3 separate regions of the Mus musculus genome follow, and all the other regions are linked to region 3. The links are chromatin loops, found by intact Hi-C in ENCODE. Cell type or tissue: heart. All regions are shown on one strand.

Region 1 (2,500 bases), 51 kb before region 3:
TTTGTGCCCTCTCTTTTGATAATTTTGGTAATATAAGTTTCCCTGGCTCAGTGCATTTTAGATCCAAAAAGCCAGCTATGAGAAGAAAGACAAGGCTGTAGAGTTGAGAGGAGAGAAAATGAAGGGAGTGAGCAGAAAGGACAAGCCTGGGAAAAGTGATAGGAGCGAGGAGGCAAGGGAGCAGCAGAGGTCCCTCAGAAACCCAGCTGTGGGTGCCTCTCCACCATCAGCCTCAGGCAGGTGTGGAGACTGGGGGTGACTCCAGCACCCTTACTCAAGACACCCCAGTTCAAGGGAAATGGATCAGTAACAAGATGCCCTACTTCCTACCCCACCTTAACACCTATAAGTATGAATGTTAATTTGTTGCAGTTGGGTTTGGATCTTTTGTGACATACTGTTGTTAGGACAATGCCACATTCATTCTGTTATCTTCTGGACTTTCCCGCCACTCTTATGTTCCTGAGCTTCTGGGACCTCAGAAGGAAATGGTGCCTAAGACCTCGAACCTAAACTTGATCTGCCAACACAAACTTGTATCCAGTGCCCTTGCACACCTATTGGACATCATTGCAAGTTTTGGACCTTACAACACTTGACTCATCAGAATTTCTCATTTTCTAGAATCCTTGAAGTTTCAGTAGAATCTCAGATGTTGCAAAATATATACTGGTATGAATGCTTTACTTATGTGGTATATGCATACTCATACATGCATAGTGAAATGCCATTCAGATGTAAAGAAAAGTGAAATCATGTCCTTTCCAGGAATGAAAACAGAAGTGAAGAGGAAACACTCACTGTGCTGAAGAAAATGACCTGGAAATGCAAATATGCCTAGCATCTCACCTCTATGGAATTTCACACTGTTGCTTGAAGAAGGTATCTAAAGGGAGGAGGAAAAAGAAATGAGAGAAGCTGGAGTAGCCACAAATGACAAATATTGCATGTTTCTCTAATTTGCAAAATCCAGATCTGTATATACACGTATATTCATGGACACCAGAGGGCGACTGTGGGATGAGTAAGGTAACCATCAGAAGAGAAGAGGAAGAAGAGGGGAGGAAAAAGGGGAGGTGACTGTCAGTACAATGGCATTGTGTGGGAAGCTGTAACCAGTACACTATTTTATGTGTTGGCTAAAAACAATTTAAACACAAGCAAACATGAATATTCCAGATCCTCCAGTTCTGTCTACTCAACAGCAGGAGCTGTGTATCAGATGCCAGAAGGATCACCTCTTCATCTTAGAAAGCATTGGTCAGAGAAGACAACAGCGCTATCCCGGAGATCCTTGAGAGGAGGGGGAGTGGGTGATTGACTGGCAAACTTTGGGGGTGATTGTACACCCAAAATGAGTTGGTTATGATGATTATGCTCTTTCATGCCACTAAAGGCTTGTTGGGAACCTGCTGAGCCACTGAGGTCATCAGACATCTCTGTGGACATCGGGCATCTTGACAGTAGCAGCAGCAGCATCTAGCTCCATAGGCAGCATTCCAGTTATGCAGATTAAGGTGTGGTGCTTGATCTTATAAGTTCAAGATCTGAGTATCCAGGGCCAGACTGGAGAATCCTGTGAGGCCCTTGAATAACATCACCACAGGGAGTATTCCTTACTGGAGAGTGATACAGGTCTGAAGGTTAGAAGGAAAACCAAGTGACCTCCTAGAAGTCACCAGAGTGAAATCGTGAACATTATTGCACAAATGGGCCAGCATAGAGGAGTATTCATATATAAACCTTAAACTTGGGTTGAAACATCTAGGAGACCATGGAGGGAAGCCAGCCCTGCACCGCCAGGTAGAGCAGCATACTTTGGCTCTGGAAATCCTGAGGAAGGGCACTGACCAGAATGTTCCAGGCTAAGTCATCAGCATTCCATTCCCATCTTGCATCTTGTATGGGTGCCCTGAGTAGCCACCTGAATGGTACCGCTCATGAAGACTCATGACAGGATACTCAGAACTCTGTTCCTTGTGGCTATCATTGGCATCTTCCATAAGCCCTAGGAGGCTCATTTTAGCTAAGTGATCTGGTTCTTCTCATTGTCAGGATGATACTGAGGCAGCAGGCCACCGTCCAAACATCACAGTGTGATTTTACTGAGAGTTAGCAACATATCTACTCTAAGGCTTTGTACTACAAGTAGCCAAGTGAGGCTTACATGTAGAATAATCATCTTTTCCCAGATGCAACGAAGGTAGTGTTTTGGTTTTTTGTTTGCTTGTTTGCTTGTTTGTTTTTACCTACAAGAAGTTTTCAACACTATTGCAGAGCATTTTTATGAAGCCTGATTTTTCTTAACAGGCAAATCTTAAACAGTCCCTCAATACAAACCAACAATCTGGAACACACTGAAGGAAATTCTAGACCATGTCTTGAAGAAAGTCACACACATATACACAAATCACACACAAACAAACAAACACACATAAATAAATGCATTTAATAAATGAAAACCTTCAGAGATTTTATTTATTTATTAGTTCTAGAGGCT
Region 2 (2,500 bases), 130 kb before region 3:
TCTCTACATGGCTACTTAACTGGTAGTTTTAAAACAACTCTCTACCTCGTGATCCATAGGCTTTCCTTTCCCTTCCCTTCTTCATTCTCTTGTCCTGCCACTAGTAGCCACTTGCTCTGCTCCAGGCTCGCTGTGGGAAAAGCAAGTCTAAATCCTCCCTCCCCCTGGTGCTTCTGTCCCTGCCCAGCTGTCCAGCTTTCATGACAGGGGCACAAGCTCTACTGCCACTGTGGGGAAAAGCATTTTTAGCCCTGCCCAGGTAGATTATATTGGTGCTGCATACACAGCCCTGTGCCTCAACTGCAGCTGTTGCTGCTGCCATCTCATGGGAAGGCAATGGCAGCAGGAAGGTGGGGGGGGGGGGGGGGACGACGTCTCCCTCAGGAGTGCTTGCCATCTGGCCTATTGTGGCTCCTCCTGGTCTTTGGGCTTCAGGATGAGCATCTTCTGCCCTGGCCACAGCATGGGCCCGCCTGGTGCACACAAGTGTGCACCTATCTCCCTCTCTGAGCTGGCCCTGGTTGGAAATGGAACAAGTCAAATCTCCCGTGGTGATCAGGAGTGGGATTGAGCCTGTGAACAGCCTTCTACTCTCATTACATTATTTCCTACAATGCCAATCCCTAGAGCCAATCCCTACAGCCTCTCCCGAGCTCCTATGTCTGATGCTCTCCATTTCATTCTCAGTTTTTTCCCCGGGGAATCAGCACCTGTTGCCCAGACTTTGCAGCCTAGAGCTGGGGCTACTCGGTTCTCCTATGTGTCTTGTCTGTTTCCATGGACTTAGCGCCCACCAGATCATTTCGTGGTGCTGGCCTGAAGTTGCCCAAACACACTTGCTTTCTGTCCCCATGCCACGACCTCAAGCCATTGCTGGCAGCTCTCTGATTTCTTTCTGTTCTGGTCCACATCGACACTAAGCCAAGTGCACACTAGATACAACTGCCATTTGTCTCTTTGTTTGTGCATCTCTTCATGTGTTTTTATCTACTGATACAACCTGCCAAAGTCACTTAAGATAAGGTTTTTGTTCTATCCTGCCTTGGTAAATAATGATTTTTAAACAATATGAGGTTAAAGATCACTGCCTTTTATAAATATATGTTTACCATTATTTTTAACTGCTGTTTAGTTATAGCATACTCTATTTGCTAGTACATTGTCAAACAAGTAATTAAGCAAGCACAGGTTGTCTAACTGAGATATGTTCAATAGATACTGCTGTCAGTCTTGTCAGAAGTCTGCTAAATGTATTAATATTTAAACTTATGACAGACAGAGACTCCCAAAACCTGATAGTTATCCCCTAAGTTCTCCAAGAAAAAAAAAAAAGGACACAACAAGAAGAGTCCTTCCTGGATTGTGGTATGATAACCCCTGAGAAACATAACCATTGTTTTGCCTGATGCCAGGGCATGGTCTACACTGTGGACAAACAGGATACCCTGAGAATTAAATACCTCATATTGCCTAAGCCAAGGTGGGTCATTTCTCATTTCACACATATCTAACTACACAGAAAAAAAGGTTTTTGTGTTCTGGGCTTGAAAGCCAAACTGACTCTGCCCAAGTTGCCATGGAGACCTCAAGGACCTGGAAGCTGTTTATGTAGTGGACCATATATGAAAATCTGTCATTTTAATTAATACATGACTCCTAGATTATACTTTATTTTCAGATTTCTGACTCTATTGACAGCTAAGGTAACTGTAGCTTGACAGCTAGAAAACAGACCTAGCTCCTTACCCTAAGGTAATCTACCACTGTATTAGCTCATTAGTACATTATTTAACTAGGTAAGACTGCCAGATTCTTACAGACTTTACGATAAACGATCACAAGTTCAGATGTAAGCTTTCACACATATAACCTGTTCCTTTCTTACCTAAGCTCAGTTTCCAGTGAGTAAACGCTTCATGTTTCCTCTTTTTGCTATGCCACCGTTCTAACACTGTTCGGTAGAGTTCTTATACATTTGCTTAACCCTAATCAAACATCCCACAATATGAAATATTATGTTCTCTTTAATTGTCTTTTTACTAAATTTAAAGGATTTCTCGGTGATGAATCTACATTATCATGCTCAAATATAAGTTTCCCTTGGTTGCCTTTTAACTATAGACTTAAGGTGTTTCTCTTGCTAAACTATATGATCCACCTGTATAAACACAAGCTCAAATGTAAGTTTCCTTTGATTTCTTTTTAACTTTAGACTTAGGGTATTTCTCCAGCTCAACTATATAATCAACTATGTTTACAAGGTCATGGTTTAAATTTCCTTTGTCTCTCAGATGTAAACTGAACATTGGTTCTCATTTTGCTAAATTTATATATATTAAGTTTCCTAGACAGAAGGAAAAACCCCTTCTTCCTCCTTCTGCTCTCTAAATGTTTTGTCTTCCCTAAGCTCTTCTTAAAGGCTCTTCCTGTTGGTAACAAATCTGTCTCTTTTGTAAACTTATAAGCTACAGGAAATCCACTCAGATCTTCCTCTCATGGA
Region 3 (2,500 bases):
GTACCCATGTCAGCAGTCTTGGTAAAGCAGGCTAGTGTCACCTGAGAAAGACCCTCTGTCTGCAACAAGTCCTGGCCAGCAGATGTCTTCGCCGGTGGGCTTTGGCACTTGGAAGAGTTCTAACTGCAGCCCTGGTTGTGTGTTCACCTCTAAGCCCATGTGAGTTCTTTGTTCCTTGCTGCATTAAAGCATTGCACAGACTGGTGGAAGACTGGAAATCCCAGAACTGTCACCCTCCAGGAAGTGAAAGCCCTGCCTCCACTTTTCTATTGGGCAGACTGTAACACAAGCTCACAGTTGACTAGTCAGATTTCTATCTGCCTCAGGCATTCCCAAGCAGCAAAGTCCATTTGCTCAAAAGAGCAGGTGCCCTTGTTAACGCCTTTAGAGTCCCTCCAGTCCCGGGTTTAAGATGGGCACAGCAGGATCCTCTCTGCCAGCAGATTCCTTCTCTCTATGGGATTCCCAGGGCTACCCTAAAGCAGTACACCTCTTTTGCTACTTTGTTACAGTAACACCTCCCTAACCAGCCTTAAGAAACTGATTGGGGAGGGGGGGTGGGGTGGGAGAGGGGGCTTGAGGGAAGGGAAAGGGAGTTGGGGGTGGATGGGAGAGGGAGTTGGGGGAGGAAGGAAGGACCGGGGCCAGGACCAGGAAAGGGGATAACATTTGAAATGTAAATAAAGAAAATATCCAATAAAATAAATATTAAAAAAGAAAAGATAAGAAAAGAAAAGAAATAGGGCTGGAGAGATGGTTCAGTGGATAAGAGCACTGACTGCCCTTCCAGAGGTCCAGAACTCCACTGTCCCTCCAGCCTAAGGGTCCAGAACAGGGCTCTTTCTTCCCTGTGGGCTGTTTCATTGCCTGTCACCACCAGACCAGCTCTGAGGAAACTGACTCAGAGACCTTTAGAATCTCTTTCTTAATCTCTAATTTAAGAAATAAAGTACAGGAGGTTTCTGGAGTTCTCGTGGGTTGATGGAAACATGCAAAAACGTAAAGGAGAATATTTGCATCAGTAATGAAGAAGACCAAAAATGAAGAAAGACAAAATTTTCCTTCTGTACTTGTCAGGAGGTGAAAGAAGAAGTTGCTAGGGGGAGTCCAATGAGTCACCCTCCTCCAGTATCCCAAGCACAACCTCTTGCTCAGAACTGTACCCTCCCGTTCCTAAGGAATGTCACAAGACTAGCCAGAGACCAGGGCAAGCCAACAACCAGGGCTTTGAGGGACATGAGGAAGAAAAGAACAGGGGTAGGGAAAGTGGGGGAGCCAGGGAGGAGCAGCATCTGGACAGAGGCAGCTGCTGGGTGGAGAAAGTCCAGTGCCCATGCTCTGTGTGCCTGAAGTCTTCTCTTCTTTCTCTCCCCTCTTCACTCTCCTCCCTCCTCCCTCCTCCTCCTCCTCCTCCTCCTCCTCCGAGCTCCTCCTCCGAGCTCCTCCTCCGAGCTCCAGTTCAGTTCCAAAGTCAGTGAGAAGGAATTCAACTCCAAAGGTCTGGGATTAGAACTGCAGCAAACTCTGGGGACTTCTCCATCAAGGACAAAGTGCAGTGCCCAGGCTTAAGGAAGGAGGCAGCCAGGAGAGCATTTATAAGGAGACAGCTCTCCGAGTCCAGCCACCTCGGGGACAAGTTCTCCATCGGCTGGCAGGGTCCAGCTGAGTCTATGTTCCCAGGAACTAGCTCCTTTGTTGCCTTCTCATCTTGAGTTACAGGTCAAATATCCAGGGTAAGGCCTGACCACCAGGGCTTGGAGTCAAAGACCTTCAAGCCAGGTGGCCCAGATAAGGCCTAATCACCAATTTATCACCAATACTTTCTCCTGTCCTATGACTGACAACTGCCCCACCTACCAACCCCCACCCCCACCCCGCCCTGCCTAAGTCAGAGCAAAAGAGCAATGGAGACACCATTGCCCAACCCCTTGTGTCAAAATGTGATTGTACAACGCTAGGAGCCACCAACCTCCACCTCTCTCTGTGGTCTCATACTTTATAAATATGTGATGCAATTTCCCTTCAGGAACAGTCAGCTCCCGACCTCAGTGACCATCCCGTTGTTCCTGACTGGTCAGTTTTTGCTGCCTAATTGGTGATCAGAGGTCATCTCCAAGCTCAGAGTTATGAGGTAACCACATTTATAAGCCATCCAGGAATGTCTGCACTGGATGAAGAGGCAGATGGAGACGGGGAGAAGAAAGGACATATTATTTAACCAGAGATGAAGTGACAGAAATACAACTGTCAGGTTACACTGCTTCAAAAGTAAAGTTCTCTGTGAAGAATCGAATCTGAATCTCCATGGATCCACCTTTAGAGTCCCCAGAAATCCAAAGGAAGTCTAAAAAGCTTGTGAGGAGAGTGGGTTTGGACCCTGGGACAGGGGACTGAGGTACATTTTTTTACATATCAAAGCAGACCTGGCCCCCATGTCCTCCCAGCATCCCTCAGTCCCTACCTGGCATACCCTGCCCCCATTTTTGCTCTCCTCCTCCTC

Evidence for each region. Peaks named below come from ENCODE experiments on the same cell type or tissue, not always from the same donor. Only the 100,000 strongest peaks of a DNase experiment are listed, where the experiment ranks them.
Region 1: a loop joins it to region 3, with 2.1 times the contacts of the local background. A loop is called at or near these places in 6 of 42 quality-filtered maps.
Region 2: a loop joins it to region 3, with 4 times the contacts of the local background. A loop is called at or near these places in 3 of 42 quality-filtered maps.

The regions. Positions count from the first base shown.
Region 1 is chr11:83,113,884-83,116,383 of GRCm38, reverse strand. Gm51911 (a long non-coding RNA gene) reads left to right here. Exons shown (of 3, transcript XR_003949745.1): 3 at 1-1,657. Among named protein-coding and RNA genes, the nearest start is that of Slfn1, 1.7 kb to the left of the region's middle. In heart, a CTCF peak has its summit at 998 (motif pointing right); no DNase peak of the experiment used is centred here.
Region 2 is chr11:83,196,022-83,198,521 of GRCm38, reverse strand. The region is part of intron 1 of Slfn3 (schlafen 3); the gene reads right to left. Among named protein-coding and RNA genes, the nearest start is that of Slfn3, 5.9 kb to the right of the region's middle. In heart, no CTCF peak of the experiment used is centred here; no DNase peak of the experiment used is centred here.
Region 3 is chr11:83,062,802-83,065,301 of GRCm38, reverse strand. Slfn2 (schlafen 2) reads right to left here and starts at 190. Exons shown (of 2, transcript NM_011408.1): 1 at 1-190. The coding sequence starts at 8. In heart, no CTCF peak of the experiment used is centred here; DNase peaks (open chromatin) are centred at 291 and 1,221.